2 separate regions of the Homo sapiens genome follow, and region 1 is linked to region 2. A link is a loop called in an ENCODE intact Hi-C map of the cell type or tissue named here. Cell type or tissue: sigmoid colon. All regions are shown on one strand. Each heading gives the region's core, and the rest is flanking DNA. Links, peaks and the distances in the headings are about the cores only. Region 1 holds the start of CHRNA3 (cholinergic receptor nicotinic alpha 3 subunit). Region 2 holds the start of ADAMTS7 (ADAM metallopeptidase with thrombospondin type 1 motif 7).

Region 1 (8,486 bases), core at 487-8,486, 190 kb after region 2:
CTAATATAAAGATTCACATATAGGATTGTGTATGAATAAAAGTTTTCATTTATTTAAACACTCAGGAGGGTGATTGCTAGGTTATATGGTAAGTGTATATTTAACTTTATATGAAACTGTTGAGGCCGGGCATGGTGGCTCACACCTGTAACCCCAACACTTTGGGAGGCCAAGGCGGCAGATCACCTAAGGTCAGGAGTTCAAGACCAGCTTGGCCAATATGGTAAAACCCTGTCTCTACTAAAAATACAAAAATTAGCCAGGTGTGGTAGTGTGTACCTGTAATCCCAGCTACTCGGGAGGTTGAGGCAGGAGAATTGCTTGAACCTGGGAGGCAGAGGTTGCAGTGAGCCGAGATCGTGCCACTGCACTCCAGCCTGGGTGACAGAGCGAGACTCTGTCAAAAAAAAAAAAGAACAAAAGAAAGAGAAAGAAACTGTCAAACTGTTTTCTGGAGTGGCTATACCATTTTGCAATCCCACCAAAGTATGAGAGATCCAGTTGTTCAGCAACTGGATTCCACCCTGGTTTTAATTTGCGTGTCCCTGATGGCTAGTGATTTGAACATCTTCCACGTGCTTTTTTTTTTTTTTTTGTCTTCTGTATACCTCTTTGGTGAAGAGTCTGTTTAACTCTTTTGCTCATTTAAAAAATTGTTCGTTTTCTTACCATTGAGACTTTCTTTAGAAAACAACTTTATTGAGGTATAATTTACATACCATAAAATCCACCCATTTGAAGTACAATTCAAAGAGTTGTCGTAAGCTTACCACCAGAATCCAGTTTTAGAACATCTGCATCACCCCAGTAAGACCCCTCATATGCATCTACACTTAGTGTTGAGTTTTGAGAGTTCCTTATACATTCTGGATACAAGTCCTTTGTTGGATATATAACTTACAGTATTGTCCCAATGGGGGACATTTGCCAAGAGTTGAGAATGCTGTAATTGGAGGCCTGAGAGGTGGGTCCCAATTCTTACATTTTCCATTCCACAAACTGTCTCCTTTTGTTTGGTTTTAATATGGGTAAACAGCACATTCTGGAAATGATAAAGGTGACTCTCCATTTGCTGAATGCCAGGAGGAGAGTTTATGACAGAACTTCCTCCTGCAATAAAAGGATGTCAAAGAAGCCAACATCAAGGTGCCCCCCATCCCTGGTGGGTGGTCAGAGAGGGCAGGAGGCTCCAGGGCACCCTGCCTGGCCAATCAGTGCACATTCTTGGGGTTGCAGATGGTGGCGGGGAAGGGGACAGGTTCTGCAGGGGACTAGGGTGGGAACCCCATTGCCCTCTCAGATTGCTCCATCAGAAGAGCAGATGAGGCTGCACACAGTGGCTCACGCCTGTAATCCCAGCACTTTGGGATGGGAGGTGAACTACCGTCACAGCTGTAGTTCATTTGCTTGATACACCGCTTCCTTTCAACCCCCACATCCTCACCACCTGTTTCTTTGATCACCAATAAATAGCGTGGGCTCCCACAGCTGGGGGCCTTCGTAGCCTCCATACGTTGGCCGCCTGGTCCCGCTTTCTCTCTTGTCTTTTCTCATTCTTTTGACTCCGCCTGACTTTGTCACCCCCATGGCCTGGGGTTGGGTCTGATCACCCCAAAAAATTTTTCATTAAGGAACAATCCAAACGTATTCCAAAGTTAAGAGAACAGTATAACAAACCTCCAGGTACCATCATCCTGCCTCGACAATTATCAACTCATAGCCAATATTGTTTCAACTAACTTCCACCCACCCCTAAGCTATAAGGACTTAAAAAAAAAATACCAGTACTATATCTAAGTTTTTTTGTTTTGTTTTGTTTTGTTTTGAGATGAAGTCTCACTCTGTCACCCAGGCTGGAGTGCAGTGGCGCAATCTCGGCTCACTGCAGGCTCTGCCTCCCGGGTTCACGCCATTCTCCTGCCTCAGCCTCCCGAGTAGCTGGGACTACAGGTGCCTGCCACCACGCCGGGCTAATTTGTAGAGTATTTTTAGTAGAGACGAGGTTTCACCATGTTAGCCAGGATGGTCTCTGACCTCGTGATCCGCCCGCCTTGGCCTCCCAAAGTGCTGGCTGGGATTACAGGCGTGAGCCACTGCTCCCGGCTAAAATATTTAACAATTATTTAATAGCATGAGATACACAAGGCGTCCTTCCCAGGGTGTGTTAGCGTCTCTCCTACGGCGCCCGCCTAGCCCGGTGGTCCCAACCCCCTGCGGGAGCTGCACACGCCCCGGAAACCTGGGACAGAAACTGAGTCCCTCTCCTTCCTGGTGGTGGTGACAGCACCTGCTCAGATCTGGTCGGACGCCGCCGGCCGGAGCACCCAGCCCGGCGGAGAAGGAGCTCGCCCGGCGCTGGGGACTGGGACCTGGAGCCCCTTCCCCTACCGCACGTACGCCCCGCCCCGCGCACGCCCGCCCGCCCGCCCGCGCCTGGCGCAGCTTCACTCCGGATGGTTCCTGTCCTCCCGCGGGTCCGAGGGCGCTGGAAACCCAGCGGCGGCGAAGCGGAGAGGAGCCCCGCGCGTCTCCGCCCGCACGGCTCCAGGTCTGGGGTCTGCGCTGGAGCCGCGCGGGGAGAGGCCGTCTCTGCGACCGCCGCGCCCGCTCCCGACCGTCCGGGTCCGCGGCCAGCCCGGCCACCAGCCATGGGCTCTGGCCCGCTCTCGCTGCCCCTGGCGCTGTCGCCGCCGCGGCTGCTGCTGCTGCTGCTGCTGTCTCTGCTGCCAGGTACGCGCACAGGCGTTAGGGCTCCGGAGGGACGGGCGCCCGAGAAGGGGCGCGGGGTCCGGAGGGGCTGCCGGCGAGAACACCGCGCGGGCGAGCGGAGAGGGCTGGCGCCGTCGCCGGGGACTCGGAACCCGCGCAGACTGGCTCCAGCCCGGCGGCGACTTGGGTGGGGTGGCTTTTTCCCTTTCGGCTCACCTCCCACCCCTAGCCACCACCAAACCTGGGAGTCACTGAGCGGGCGCTGGTACGCGCCGGGTGATGGGGAGGTCGAGACCGGGTCCTTCGTCTTGGGCGCAGGAGTTGGGGATTCGCGTCCCCGCGCTGCCCGTCGCCCTGCCCCGCGCACTGGCTCCCAAACTGGCGCGCCCAAGCCTCCCGCTCCACCGTCTGCATCCCGCCCACCTCCTCATTTGACGGAGATGGCTGAAGACTTGGCCAAGGCCACCTCGGGAAGAGGGGAGTCGCTTCGGGACTGGGGCTGGAGCTGGAGCGCCAGCCTCTCCTCCGGTTGTAGCCTCCTAGCGCTCCTGGCTGCGTCGCTGAGGGACCCTCCACCGGGAGAGCGCCTCCTGTCTTCCTCCCGCTCTCCAGAGGAGCCTGCTGGGGGAAGCCGGCCCTGGCCCGCCGCTGGGAGGCTCTTGGGTGCCTGGGAGGGCTGGTGGGTAGCGAGAGTCGGGGACCGGGCAAGGCTGCAGGGAATTCCTGGAGGGCCCAGGCCGGCGGTCTGTCGTGCGGCTGTGAGCTCAGAGCGCTTTCCGCCCTCGGTGCCGAGGCCTGCACTACTCAGAACGCCATACGCTCTCAACCGACCTCCTGCCTGGGACCCTTCTTTCATCCTGGGGAAGGAGAGTGGGGAGCAGGAAAAATCCTATTTCAAGACCTGAGGAAGTTGGATTCAACTTCCTAGAGGATTCTCCTCCCGCTTCCCCAAGCTGCCCCCAGATCTGTACGTGGGAATCAGAAGACAGCTGACCCGGTATGCCTCACTTGTGCTGGGGTGTGGCTTAGGAACAAAGAGGGGTGCCCAAGGGTTGCAGAGGTCAGAGTCTTTCATCAGGATATGAAGACAGCATCAGCAAGAGCTGGGGGTCACACGAGATCACGGGAGTCACACAGTGCCTTGGCTTCTAAGAGGGCTGGTGGCCACCCCTACAGGGTGGAATGCAGGAGAGGCCCAGACCTGGGCTGTGTTCTCCCGGAGGCTGGGAGGTAGAAGACCTGGGCCTGGGCGACCGTGGTTGGCCCTGCCCCTGGGAGCGGACTGGCCATCTTTCCATCGTGGAAGCAGTGAGTGGCTGTACCCAGGCAGACAGCATTTGCCCCACACCCCCACCCGGCAGAAACAACCCAGGAAAAGATTGCGAATAGTTCTTGACCTCTTACCGCAGCACCAAGCTGTGCACTTCCTTCACAACAACCCTTTGAGGTGGATACGTTTATAATCCTTATTTTGACTGGTAAAGACACAGGTTCAGAGAGGTTAAGCCACTTGCCTAAGCTCACACAGCTTACAAGTGATTTGTCAGGATTTGCACCAGATCTGTCCAACTCCAGAGCCCAGGCTTGCAACCACTGTGCTTCTCACTGAATGCGTGTGGCCAGGTAGAATCCTGCCCCTCTTGGGCCTCAGTTTCCCATTTTGTAACCCACTGGGTTAGACTGGCCTGAAAGTCTAGGGTTCCACAGAATCCCCCCACAGGTGGAGGGGATGCTGTAGATGGGTGATGTTTCTGCTGGGCTGGGTGGGGGAGGTTAAGTAACGATTTCCCCAGGGACTGACAGGGCTGCTTCCCACAGTGGCCAGGGCCTCAGAGGCTGAGCACCGTCTATTTGAGCGGCTGTTTGAAGATTACAATGAGATCATCCGGCCTGTAGCCAACGTGTCTGACCCAGTCATCATCCATTTCGAGGTGTCCATGTCTCAGCTGGTGAAGGTGGTGAGTGCTGGAAGCCACGAGCCGTGGCCATGGGGACCGGGGCTTCTGGAGGAGCCTTTCCCAGAATTAGTCTTGTTTTGTAATTCTCCTGTCAACTTTAATTCCTCTTTCTAGGATGAAGTAAACCAGATCATGGAGACCAACCTGTGGCTCAAGCAAGTAAGTGACCAGACCCTAGGCACTGCTGCCCCCTGGTGGTGACTGTTTTATTTGCTTTAGGTGAACCAAGAAAGGCCTAAAGACCAGGCTTCATTTACTTCTGTGGAACCCAGATTGGGGTCCACTGACTGGCAGATATATCTCTTCTAAGGCTTGAGGTCACATGCACTGCCCTACAGTCCCCCTGGAAGGACTGTAGGGCCCAACCCCTCAAGTCCCAGATGGACAGGTTGCAGCCTGGAGAAAGACATTCTCCATGTTCACACAACAGAAGAGTACGAACCTGAGATTGAAGCCCTGCCCCCAAACCCTGGGGTGGTGCCTGAGACACCTCCTTCTCTCCCTCTTGCTAAAAACTCAGTTTTTTTTCCAGACGGGATCTCGCTCTGTCACCCAGGCCGGAGTGCTGTGGCGTGATCTCGGCTCACTGCAATCTCCACCAGCAGGGTTCAAGCAGTTCTCCTGCCTCAGCCTCCCAAGTAGCTGGGACCACAGCTGTGCACCACCACGTCTGGCTAATTTTTGGATTTGTTATAGAGACAGGGTTTCGCCATGTTGCCCAGGCTGGTCTCGAACGCCTGATCTCAAGCAAACCACACACCTCAGCCTCCCAAAGTGCTGGGGTTACAGGCAGAAGCCACTGTGCACAGCCCCTATACTCATTCTTAAGTCAGAATAAGATGCTGCTGTTGTTGGTAGCGTGGGAGTAGATTTTCCTGTTCAGATCGAGGCCAAGAAATTGCCTTCCACATGTCCTCCCCAGGGAGGCTTTGTCCAGACTTGCCAGGAGACATAATGGCCCATTGGCCTGCGGGTGACCCTTCTGCCAGCCTGGCCAGCTGAGCACTCAGCACACACAGCCTTCATCCCCAGGAGGTTGGAAAGCCAGATGGGCACAGTGCCCCACCCAGTACTTGATGCACACGTTCCCTCTGTGGCCGCAGCCTCACCCCTCTCTCCTCTGGTGCTCAGGACTCAGACCTCCCAGCCTCTGGACCCAGACACTTCCTGGGCCCTGCAGGGGTCATGGATTCTTCCCCCGGAATCTTTCAGAGTCCAGTCTTGCTTAACCTTGGGGTGAAAGAGTGTCTATGTTGGAAAACACCCCTGGAGAGCCATTCAGGGGCTGTAAACAGGCACATGGACCTGGACATGATGCATGAAGTCCAGGAGTCTCCACCTGGCACTAGAAGTGACCAGAGAAAGCACGAGTAGGCCCTGTTTGGTTGATGAGGGGCTGGGCTTGCTCATGGTTATGGGGGCAGTGGCTTCCCTAGTGCCAGGAGGTGGCCCGCAGAGCCAGCCGTGTGCTCTCTCCTGCACTACACCCACAGGAGAAGTTGGACTATGTGATCATGGCATGGATGTGGTTCGGTCACATGCAGCAGGGGTGGGGAGTCACCAAGATGGGTGGTGCCACGGGAAGTAAAACCAGGCTGATTCTTTTACCGTCTCCTTCTCCCTCCCTGCTTCCTTCCCCGAGATCTGGAATGACTACAAGCTGAAATGGAACCCCTCTGACTATGGTGGGGCAGAGTTCATGCGTGTCCCTGCACAGAAGATCTGGAAGCCAGACATTGTGCTGTATAACAAGTAAGGTGCTGGGGGGCCCACGCCCTCTCAGGGCTGTCAGCCTGGGCTCTGGGTTTTTGGCCCACTGTGCTTAAAACCTGGCCTTCCTTGGCCTTTTCCAAGAAGGCTGCATTCATTTGTTCAGTCCATAGGTATGTAATCAGCAACTACTACATACCAGGTACCAGAGATGTTGGAGAGCCACAGAGAGCAGCAGTGTGCTGAGTGGCTTCAAAGCAGGCATGGGTGGGTGGAAGATGGCATTGGGAAAGTTTCAAGGAAGAATTGGCATTTGAAGTGAATCCTGAAGATTGTGTAGGATCTCAGGACAGGGAGATGGAGCAGAGGAGGGCCCGGGGAGGCAGGAGAGTATGTCATGGGCAGCCAAGGTGACCTCATTGGCTGGACTGTGGGACATAAGGCTGGAAAGATCCATGGGCCAAGGACCAACCCCAGTGTGTGGAGGGGGAAGGCTCAGATGCCCGGGGCACCTGGAATGTAGCATCTGTTAGCAGCTCTGTGCAAACAGACAGGAATGGAGTAAACGGTCCCTCCTCACCTTGTCTTTGAAAGAGAATGAGGGTGTTGGAGAAGATCATAGCTGGGTGGGCCTAAGCTGTGTAGTCCCAGGGTTCCCAGCCTGCTGACTGGCATGGTTACCAAGGAGCTTTTTTTTTGGGGGGGTGGGGGGGGGAAGACTGAGTCTTACTGTCACCCAGGCTGGAGTGCAGTGGTGGGATCTCGGCTCACAGCAACCTCCACCTCCTGGGTTCAAGAAATCCTCCTGCCTCAGCCTCCCAAGTAGCTGGGATTACAGGCACGTGCTGCCACACCTGGCTAATTTTGTATTTTTCAGTAGAGATGGGGTTTTGCCATGTTGGCCAGGCTGGTTTTGAACTCCTGACCTCAAGCAATCTGTCTGCCTTGGCCTCCCAAAGTGCTGGGATTACAGCATGAGCCACCATGCCCAGCCCCAATGAGCTTTTTAAAAATACAGGTGTTTGGCCAGGCATGGTGGCTGATGCCTGTAATCCCAGCACTTTGGGAGGCCGAGGCAGGAGGATCACTGGAGGCCAGGAGTTCGAGACCAGCCTGGCCAATATACCAAAACCCCATCTCTACTAAAAATACAAAAAATTAGCCAGGCATGGTGGCGTGTGCCTGTAATCCCAGCTACTCCAGAGGCTGAGGCAGGAGAATCGCTTGAACCTGGTAGGTAGAGGCTGCAGTGACCTAGATCACACCACTGTACTCCAGCCTGGGTGACAGTGAGACTCCGTCTCAAAAAAAAAAAAAAAAAAAAAATACAGGTGCCTGAATTCAAAATATTTTATTCTTTGTTCCTCACTGTCTTTTCTAAAGTTAATATGTATTACGTTATCCAAAAAATCTCTATACCTGTCCCCAGGTCCTGCCCCACAGAAACACTGAGTCAGTGGGTCTGGGTAGGCCTAGGAATGGGTGTTTTCACAAAGCTGTCCTGGGGGCTGTGTGACCAGCTTGCTTTGGGGATCCCTGATCTGGCCCTTCCCTGACATTTCACAGATGAGGACTGAGGCCCAGAGTGGATGTGTGGCACAGCCAGGTCTGGGGTGGTCTCAGCCATCCACTGTGGCTTTGGGGCCACTGTGGGCAGTGGATGCAGGAGGCCGATGCTGTGATCAGGGGGCTGAGCTGGGCACCCCAGCCTGTCTCTGCCTGTGTCCCCAAACCTCTTCTCTACTCTCCCAACAGCAAACCTGCCATCAGACAGTTACCCTGCTACACGGTGTACCCTGCAGGCCTCCTCCCACTGGGAAAAGGTCTGGGCCTTGGAGAAAGGATTGATAGCCCCCCAAGTATGTGAAGCAAGGTTCCCATGTACAGAGTAGGATGAGCATTCTGGGCCCCGTGCTCCCAGCCCGTCTGGGTGGCTGCATCCAGGTCGTAGTTGAGAAGGGTGAGTCCAGGACTAAAAAGACTTCCCTGGCTCCTGCCATCGAGAGAAGCTGCTCTCGAGCCAGTCCTTCACAGTGGGCCACTTCCAGTCTCCTATGGATCCGGAATGTGCATCTTCCCGCCAGTTTTGGGAGGCCTCTCCTCTTTCTC
Region 2 (8,520 bases), core at 105-8,104:
TCTCTACTAAAAATACAAAAATTAGCTGGGTGAGGTGGCGAATGCCTGTAGTCCCAACTACTTGGGAGACCGAGGCAGGAGAATTGCTTGAACCCAGGAGGCAGAGGCTGTAGTGAGCCAAGATCGTGCCACTACACTCCAGCCTGGGCAACAGAGCGAGACTCCATCTCAAACAACAACAACAACAATAAAACCGAAAAACACAAAAACAAAATGTACACTTCACTCCCCGAAATTTGGAGTTGGCTGTTCCTGTTTTTCCAGTTGAATTATTTTTGCATCATGAGGGCATGACTAAGGCTTATCATTTTTTGTATCCTTTTTTTGTATCCTATGGTTTCCGAGAAGCTTTAAAATGAAGGCACCCAGCAGGGTGTGGATGGAGTAAAGACCAGGACCTGGGACAGAGGAGGAAGCAGGCAGGGACTGTCATCAGACGTGGGATTTGAAAACACAAACTCCAAGGCTGCATTTCAAAAAAGCCTCCAATCTACTGTTGGGCCTTGGCAGCATGGAGGCAGTTTGTGGTGTTGGCCAGGGAGGGCTGTGTGTCCCCTCCCCAGATCCTCCTGATCTCTAGGTTTTGCTGTGCTGGTGGCAGGGATCACAAAGACCAAGACATGACCTTAGCATCTCACGGTGTGTCGGGGTTGACAGACCCATAACCAGACAATAGCAGTCTAGTGAGCTGTCAACGGGGATGGCAAAGGGTGCTCTGGGGAACCTAAGAGGTCAGGGGGGACGTGCTGGAAGGGGTGACGTACAGCCTAGGTCTGAAAGGACAAGTCTCAGGGACATCAAGTTTATGCCCATCTTTTATTTATTTTTTATTTTTTGAGACTGAGTCTCGCTCTGTCGCTGGCTGGAGTGCAGTGGCAGGATCTCGGCTCAGAGCAAACTCTGCCTCCCAGGTTCAAGCAATTATCCTGCCTCAGCCTCCTGAGTAGCTGGGATTACAGGCATCTGTCCGCCACAACGCCCAGCTAATTTTTTTTGTATTTTTATTAGAGGAGGGGGTTTCACCATGTTGGCCAGGTTGGTCTCGAACTCCTGACCTCAAGTGATCCGCCATCCTCGGCCTCCCAAAGTGCTGGGATTACAGGTGTGAGCCACTGCGCCTGACCAGTGTCCAGCTTTTTAAGATTTATTTTTATTTCTAGAGACAGGGTCTCTCATTCTCTCGCCTAGGCTGGAGTGCAGTGGTGCAATCAGAGCTCACTGCAGCCTCGATCTCCTGGGTTCAAAGGATCCTCCCTCCACATTCTCCTGAGCAGGTAGGACAACAGGCATGCATCCCATGCCTGGCTCACATCTTCTCCCTTTCACCTTCACATGACTGGCTCCTTTTTGTCATTCTGGTATCACAGCTTAAATGTCACCTTTTTAGGAAGGCCTTCCCTGACCACCCCATGGAAAGTAGACTCTAGTCACTTCCGGTTTTATTTTCTTCAAAGCACCTCTCTGTAGCTGGTCTTGTTTATATGGTGGTCTGAATTGTTTATCCATCTGTCTATTTGCTTGCTGTCCATGGCCTCCTCCAGAGTGGGAGCTCCAGGGAACAGAGACCTTATCCACCTGTTCACAGCTGTGTCCCCAGTGCCCTGGGTCTGCAGTGCATACTTGATCTTATGGAGTGAAGAAGAGATGTGCCAGGTGATGAGGGCAGAGTGGAGGTATGTGAACAGGGAGGGTATCTCTAGAATGCACTGTGCAGGTCAAGGTGGAGAAGGAATTTGGCTTTGACACCAAGATGGGGGGACAAGAGGCTTAGCCTGAGGTACAAATGGGAAAAGGGGGAATCTAGACAACCTTGAGGGAGAAGTTTGACTAAGACAGGGAGCAGATATGTGGGGTGGGAATTAGAGGGGACACCCAGTCCATGGAGGGGTATTATCAGTACTTTTTTTGTTTTTTTTGAGACAGGGCCTCACTTTGTTGCACAGGCCGGAATGCAGTGGCGTGATCTTGGCTACTGCTCATTGGTGGGGCCAGGCCTGGCCCAGCCTCAATCTCCTGGACTCAAGTGATCCTCCCACCTCAGCCCCCCAAATAGCTGGGATCACAGGCATATGCCACCATGCTGGGCTAATTTTTAATTTTTTTGTAGAGACGGTGTTTCACTATGTTGCCCAGGCTGGTCCCAAACTCGGGGCTCAAGTGACCCTCCCACCTCAGCCTCCCAAAGTGTTGAGATTATAGGTGTGAGGCACCTTGCCTGCTTTTTGTTTGTTTGTTTGTTTTTCCCTAGAGACAGTGTCTCAGTATGTCTCCCAGACTGGCCTGGAACTTCTGGGTTCAAGTAATCCTCCCTCCTCAGCCTCCTGAGTATCACTGGGACTACAGGCCTGTGCCACTATACCCAGCTATTATCAGTATCTTTAATAGGAGGAAGACAAGAATGTTTTTAGACTGACGGTCACCAACCCAAGGAGACCAAGGAAAGCGGGGGACACCTGGAGCAGGACCTTTGAGGAGACAGGAGGGGAGGGAGCCACAGAGCCCTGGTGGAAGCATTGTCTCTGACTGCTGGAGGGCACCTGTTTCACTGTGTCCAGATGGAGGGAGAAGTGAGTGGGTGCCAGCTACAAAGGCTCATTGTATGCAGTGTGCATGGTAGGATGTGGTGGTCTGAATTGTCCATGTCACTGAGCAGCAAGACCAGCTGGTGTAAGCAGTGGGGAAGAAATGCAAGGTGGTTGGGTAGGGGCCAGGAGTCAAGCAGTAGATGTAGCTGGGAGGGAAGTAGGTGAAGCCAGGAGGGGCTGGTAGGTTGGGCGAAGAGGAAGGTATCAAGGGACTGGAGGAAGAGCAATACATAGTGGGACTGTGAAGGTGGAAAGGACTGCAGAGTCGGGTCTGACAGGGGGGCACCTGAGCTTCGGATTTCCAAGATGGAGCAGTTCTGAGGGATGACACAGCCCAGGCTTTGGCCCTGAGACCTGATGGCTGAGGTGGAGTGGAAGGTCACTGGAGATGAGATGGAGGAAGTAGGTGACCCTGTACTACACAAATTCCCTAGAGGACAGACAGGTTGAGGGTGGAGAGGAAGCCAGAAGTGAGCTTCCAGGAATTGAATGAAAGGGCCCAGGAGATTGGACAATGAGGAGGTGTGCGGGCCTCAGAGGGCAGGGGGCACACAAAGACTAACCAAGGGGAGGAAGCTGACCGCAACCGCCCCGAGGACAAGACGGGCGTCCTCGGTACAGGGCCATGTTTAGTGACGGCAGAAGGGAGAAAGGAAGCTCCTGGGAGCACAGGGGGAAGGGGAGCCGGAAGCCAGAGCCAGGGCTGGGGCCACGAAGGACAGACGGCCGGTGTTGGAGGCGGAGGCTGGCCTGGGATGTGAGGCTGGGGTTGGCCGGCCTCCAGGCTCCCCGGGAGCCCCTGCTGAAAGTCTGTGGGCGCTGGCCTGGGCGAAGCCGCGGTCCCCCGCCTGTGGGCTCAACTCTGCGCTCTGCTTCAAGCAAACGCACTAGGAGAGGAGTCAGGAGACGAGGAACTGCGGGGCCCCACCTCGCGCGGGCAACCGCTGTCTGTCCAGGGAGGGCCCAGGCCTGTCTCCGCAGATAGCTTTGAAGCAGGGCCCCCGGTGTGGCCCTCTGGAGGCCTCCCGCGTCCCCTTTTGAGGGGCTGCCCTGCTTGGCCTGGGGAACACAGCGAAGGGCACCTCGTGGAGCCCAATTTAGGGACAACACATTAATTCTGGAAATTCCAGATTCTTTCCGGGGGTCCTCAACCGGCCGGGGTCGGAAAGGCCTGGCAGGGCTCCGCCGGCAGGGGGCGCTCGGGACAGGGGGGCGAGGGGGGCGGACATCCGTTGCGGGGCGCTGCCTGCGCCGGGCCGGCCAGCCCTTGAGGCGAGCACGGCCTGCGGGGCCGATGAGGCCGGGGCCGGCCGGGGCGGGGCGGGGCCAGGGGCGGGGGAAGGAGTCCGAGGGGCGGGGCGGGGGCCGGCAGCCGCCCTCCCTCACTCTCCCTCCCTTTCTTTCTTTCTTTCTTTCTCTCCTTCTAGCTCTCTTGTCTTTTCTTTGCCTCTGCAGCGGCCAAGGGGGCGGGCCCTGCAGCCTTTGTTGCCCGCGGACCGAGCGCAGCCGAACGGAGTCGGGGCCGGGTCGCCGGGAGCTGCACGCCGGCCGGGCATGTCCTGAGCCGGACCTGGGACCAGGCAGCGACCGGACGGGACGGACGAGAGCGTGCGCGCGGGGTCACCCGGCGGCCGCCCGGTTCCTGCCATGCCCGGCGGCCCCAGTCCCCGCAGCCCCGCGCCTTTGCTGCGCCCCCTCCTCCTGCTCCTCTGCGCTCTGGCTCCCGGCGCCCCCGGACCCGCACCAGGTGGGTGTCCGCCCCTCCCCGGCCAGCCGGGCCTGCCACCCCTTCCCGCTCCCCCAGTCTCGGTTTTGTCCCTCCTCACCTTTGTGGACCCCGCGCCGGCTCCGCTGTGCCTGGAGTTGGTCGCGTCTTCCGCTCCCTGGGTATTAGGGGACAGTAGTCGGGGTCGGGCCGGGCCGGGAGCGAAGCCGCGCTTCTGGGGAAACTTCCTCGGCCCCTGATTCAGTTACTGACACTGCCTGTCGCCTGGAATAAGCCCCTTCCGCTCTTCGGGCTCCGGTTTCCCCACCTCGGGTGCAGCAACGCGCCTGGCTCCCGGGAGAGCTCTCGTCCGAGTGGGCTGGACGGAGCGCGGTTTACCCACTGAGGATTTGGTTTCTCACACTCCTTAGCGAGGCTCGCCTGGAAAGCGGGCTGGCCGGGACACAGCCGGCGAGGGCGCCAGGTCGCAGGTCTTCGCGGGACCCCGCCGCCCCCCCAGCTCCCGCCCACCGCATCTGGGCTGCTGGCGCGGCCCCTGGCGGCTCGGGGGGCCGGGTCTTGCGCGGTCCTTGCACTTCCTGCCTCTCCCTTCCCCAAGTGTGAAGACGCCGGGAGTGGAGCGGGGAGCAGGAGCTTCTTTTCCCGGCCATGGGTTAACTCTCCCCGCCCCGCCGGGCCGGCCTCCGACGAGCCTCTGGCCTGCGTCCAGACTCTTGTTTGGCGGCGACCTGCCGGGCGGCCGCGCTGCTGGCGCGTCCGACGCAGCCGGCCTGGGAATTCAGTAACCGAGGATGTAGGAGACCCCAGGCCCGGTGCTCAGGGAGCTCCCAGTCAGGGGAGCCGGTGGATAGTGGGGAGAGTCCTGCAATAGAGCCGACCGGCAGGCTTTGTAGGAGAGGAGGGGCATGAGGTTGGAGAGACTGGAAGGATGGATGGATTCTGGATGAGCTAGAAGGGCGTGGAGGGAGTGGGGCCCTCCCCTGGGGAGCATCAGTCGGGGGACTGGATTAGGGTTGCTTGCTGGGATGGGGTCGACCTGCCTCCCCACTGGAGGGATTGTGACGAGAAAGTAGTCTGGGCGGGAAGGATGGGGACATTGACTCTTGATCTTAGAGGTTTGGGAAGCCGTTGAGGGGAGCAGCTGATGAAAGCAGTGTTTTGGAAAGATTTGGTCTAGCAGCCATGCGCAGAGCGCAGAGGGAGCGAACATTTAATGAGCACCTACTGTGTGCCAGCCTCACGGGTTCTTATTTCTCATCATCTCCACAACAACCGTGCAAAGCAAGTGATGGAAAGTCCTTTTATGGACCAGCAAACAGGCTCAGAGTAGAGCGACCTGTGGGGTTGGACTCCTGAGCTTCCTGAATGAGGCTTGTGTTTTCCACTGTCCAGAGCTGGGGGCTGAGGAGGATGAACCGGGCGATGGGAATGGGAGAGCAGGAAAATGCTTCCCTCAGGACTTGGGTCCTGGCCCCCTGGCAGCTGTGGGAAGAGTTGGGTGCGGTCAACCTCGTGGGATTCTTATGAGGATTAAATGAGATATTGAATATGTCAGTTGCTCAGGCAGGACACAGTGACTACAATGTAGTGGTCATTATTTTTATTAATCTGCCAGGCCGACCCAGGACTCCCCAGATGACCTGGACCTGCTGTTTGAGGGTGGAGGCAGGCCAGGCACTCTCTCCAACCTAATCTGGGCACAAACACTCCAAGGGTGAAGTCTGTCTCTAGTGTTCCCATAGATATAGAGCATGGGGTCCTTCCTGTTCTGCACTCCCTCAGGATTGGTGACTCTGAGGCTGCTGGCCTGTTTGTCATTTTCTTTGAAGCCCAGGACCTAAGCCTGGGGCTCCTCCTACCACTGAATGTTACCTTCTTTAAGACCAAAGGGCTCATCCTGGGCTCACTTTTAGGAAAATATATCCCTTTTCCCCACTTGTGACTGACCCAGGGACCTGCTAGGGTTTCTGAGGCTGGAGCCCAGTCATGTGTCCTCCTCATGCCGTATGGCACATGTGAACTCTGTGTGCATGTGTTTCTGTGCATACTAGAACTCACAGAGGAGGGCATTCACATACTACCCCCCACCCTGCCAGTTATTTTTCCTCCTTGGCATGAGCTGTGGGTCATTTGAAGGGCTGGATTGTAACTCAGGTTCTTGATAGGGAGGTGAGGGTAAACACCATCTTGGCATTTCTTTGGTAGAAGCTCCAAAGTGACAGTTCTGTCACCCAGGGGAGATATTAAAAGTATTTAACACCCAATGTGGCAGGAGCTTGGTCCAATCAGAACAGACCTCCTGACTTGGCAGAATAGATTTGGCCATGAATCTCTGGCAGTCCTCTTGAATGGTGCCTGTTGCCATCCCACTGTCACTTGAACTCTGCAGGCTCAGCTTTGTTGCAAGCACATAACCGGTCGAGACTGGAACCTGCAATTACTCCTTGCTGGCACTGGGTGGTGCTAGTTTCAGCCACCAACATCTCTACTGAGTGAGGTCAACTAGGCTACAGTGAAAGTTACTTATTTTTAAACTTACCCCTGCACTTTTTAAAAATATTTTAATGGCAAAACAATACAAGTTCACTATAAAAAAAGGTAATGCTGGCGGGCTGCAGTGGCTCATGCTTGTAATCCCAGCACTTTGGGAAGCTGAGGCTGGCGGATCACTTGAGGCCAGGAGTTCGAAACCAGCCTGGCCAACATGGTGAAACTCCATCTCTATTAAAATACAAAAATTAGCTGGACATGGTGGTGCATGCCTGTAATCCCAGCTCCTCGGAAGGCTGAGGCATGAGAATTGCTTGAACCCAGGAGGCAGAGGTTGCGGTGAGCCGAGATCGCACCACTGCATTCTAGCCTGGGTGACACAGGGAGACTGTCTCAAAAGAAAAAATCTGAACAAAACAAGAAAAAAATTATTGCAATAAAAGTGGCAACATCCTGTAAGTCTATTCTTTTATTGTTGATTGAAAAACATGTTTTAGACCAGACACAGTGATTCACACCTGTAATTCCAGCACTTTGGGAGGCCAAGGTAGGCAGATCGTTTGAGCCCAGAAATTCAAGACCAGCCTGGGCAGCATAATGAGACCCCATCTCTACAAAAAAATTTAAAAATTATCCAGGCCTGGTAGTCCACGCCTGTAGTCCCAGCTATTTGGGAGGCTGAGGTGGGAGGATTGCATGAGCCCAGGAGGTCAAGGCTGCAGTAAACCACGATCGCATCACTGCACTCCAGCCTGGGAGATCTCAGAAAAAAAAAAAAGAAATAAATAAATAAAAACATGTTTTTTGTTTTGTTTTGTTTTGTTTGTTTTTAAGCCATTAGGCAAACAGATAAAACAACAAGTTTTTAAAAGAAAAAGCTAAATATACTTTAGAAGTTCTCTTGCTAATTTTCAGTCATAACTTAGCTCACATTTGCTATGTGCCAGCTGTTGTTATAAGCACTTACATACTAACTCATTTAATTCTTACACAACCAAAGAGAGCAGCTGTAATTATTATCATCCCCATTTTACAGATGGAGAAACTGAGATTCTGAGTGGTTGAGTAATTTACCCATGGTCTCACAGATATGGGTAGCAGAGCTGGGATTCAAACACAGCCTCTCTGGCTCTAGAGCTCACTAATCCGAATGCTTTTCACCTGCGGCATAGCTCTACTTAGCCCTGTCCACATTTTTGAACTTAATAGGATGCTTCTTTGTAAGTCATCTGGAATTTCTGTCTTGCAATATTTGCCCAGGATCTACAGCAGGTATTCTCAACAGGACTGTACATCCGCTGGGGCATGGGTTCTTCCCCAGAGATACTTTATTTTTTTTAAGCTTTTGGGGCCTTTTCTCCCCAGTGGTTGATTCCTCAGTTACATACCTGCTTCCATTCCCCAACCACATGCATTTGAGGACAAAACTTGCCTAAAAGAGTGTCATGTAGCTCCCCCAGTTGAGAATTTTAGAGCTGGTTGGCATCAGTGCCCCCCTGACCTTCAGCTCATCTTTAGCTGCCTTGGCTGGGATTGTCCTTGCCCTGGGAACCAACGTTAATACTCACTTAAAACAAGTGTTGGAGGGTGGGCATGGTGGCCCATGCCTGTAATCCCAGTACTTTGGGAGGCTGAGGCGGGTGGATCACCTGAGGTCAGGAGTTCGAGACCAGCCTGGCCAACATGGCGAAACTCTACCTCTACTAAAAATACAAAAAT

What was found. Hi-C counts contacts between places; a loop is a spot of excess contacts. Peaks named below come from ENCODE experiments on the same cell type or tissue, not always from the same donor. Only the 100,000 strongest peaks of a DNase experiment are listed, where the experiment ranks them.
Region 1: it touches region 2 in a loop (2.9-fold over the local background); 3 of 110 quality-filtered maps call a loop at or near these places.

Annotation. Positions count from the first base shown.
Region 1 is chr15:78,614,957-78,623,442 of GRCh38, reverse strand. It overlaps CHRNA3 (cholinergic receptor nicotinic alpha 3 subunit), which reads left to right and starts at 2,447. Exons shown (of 6, transcript NM_000743.5): 1 at 2,447-2,730; 2 at 4,528-4,667; 3 at 4,782-4,826; 4 at 6,310-6,419. The coding sequence starts at 2,649. In sigmoid colon, for the core only: CTCF peaks have their summits at 3,096, 3,298 and 4,867 (motif pointing left); DNase peaks (open chromatin) are centred at 3,312, 3,964, 4,692 and 5,680; H3K4me3 peaks cover 1,440 bases; H3K27me3 peaks cover 3,151 bases.
Region 2 is chr15:78,806,933-78,815,452 of GRCh38, reverse strand. ADAMTS7 (ADAM metallopeptidase with thrombospondin type 1 motif 7) reads left to right here and starts at 3,989. Exons shown (of 24, transcript NM_014272.5): 1 at 3,989-4,332. The coding sequence starts at 4,233. RefSeq lists a silencer at 3,542-3,961. In sigmoid colon, for the core only: CTCF peaks have their summits at 3,736 (motif pointing right) and 6,760; DNase peaks (open chromatin) are centred at 3,287, 3,932, 4,562 and 4,982; H3K4me3 peaks cover 2,166 bases.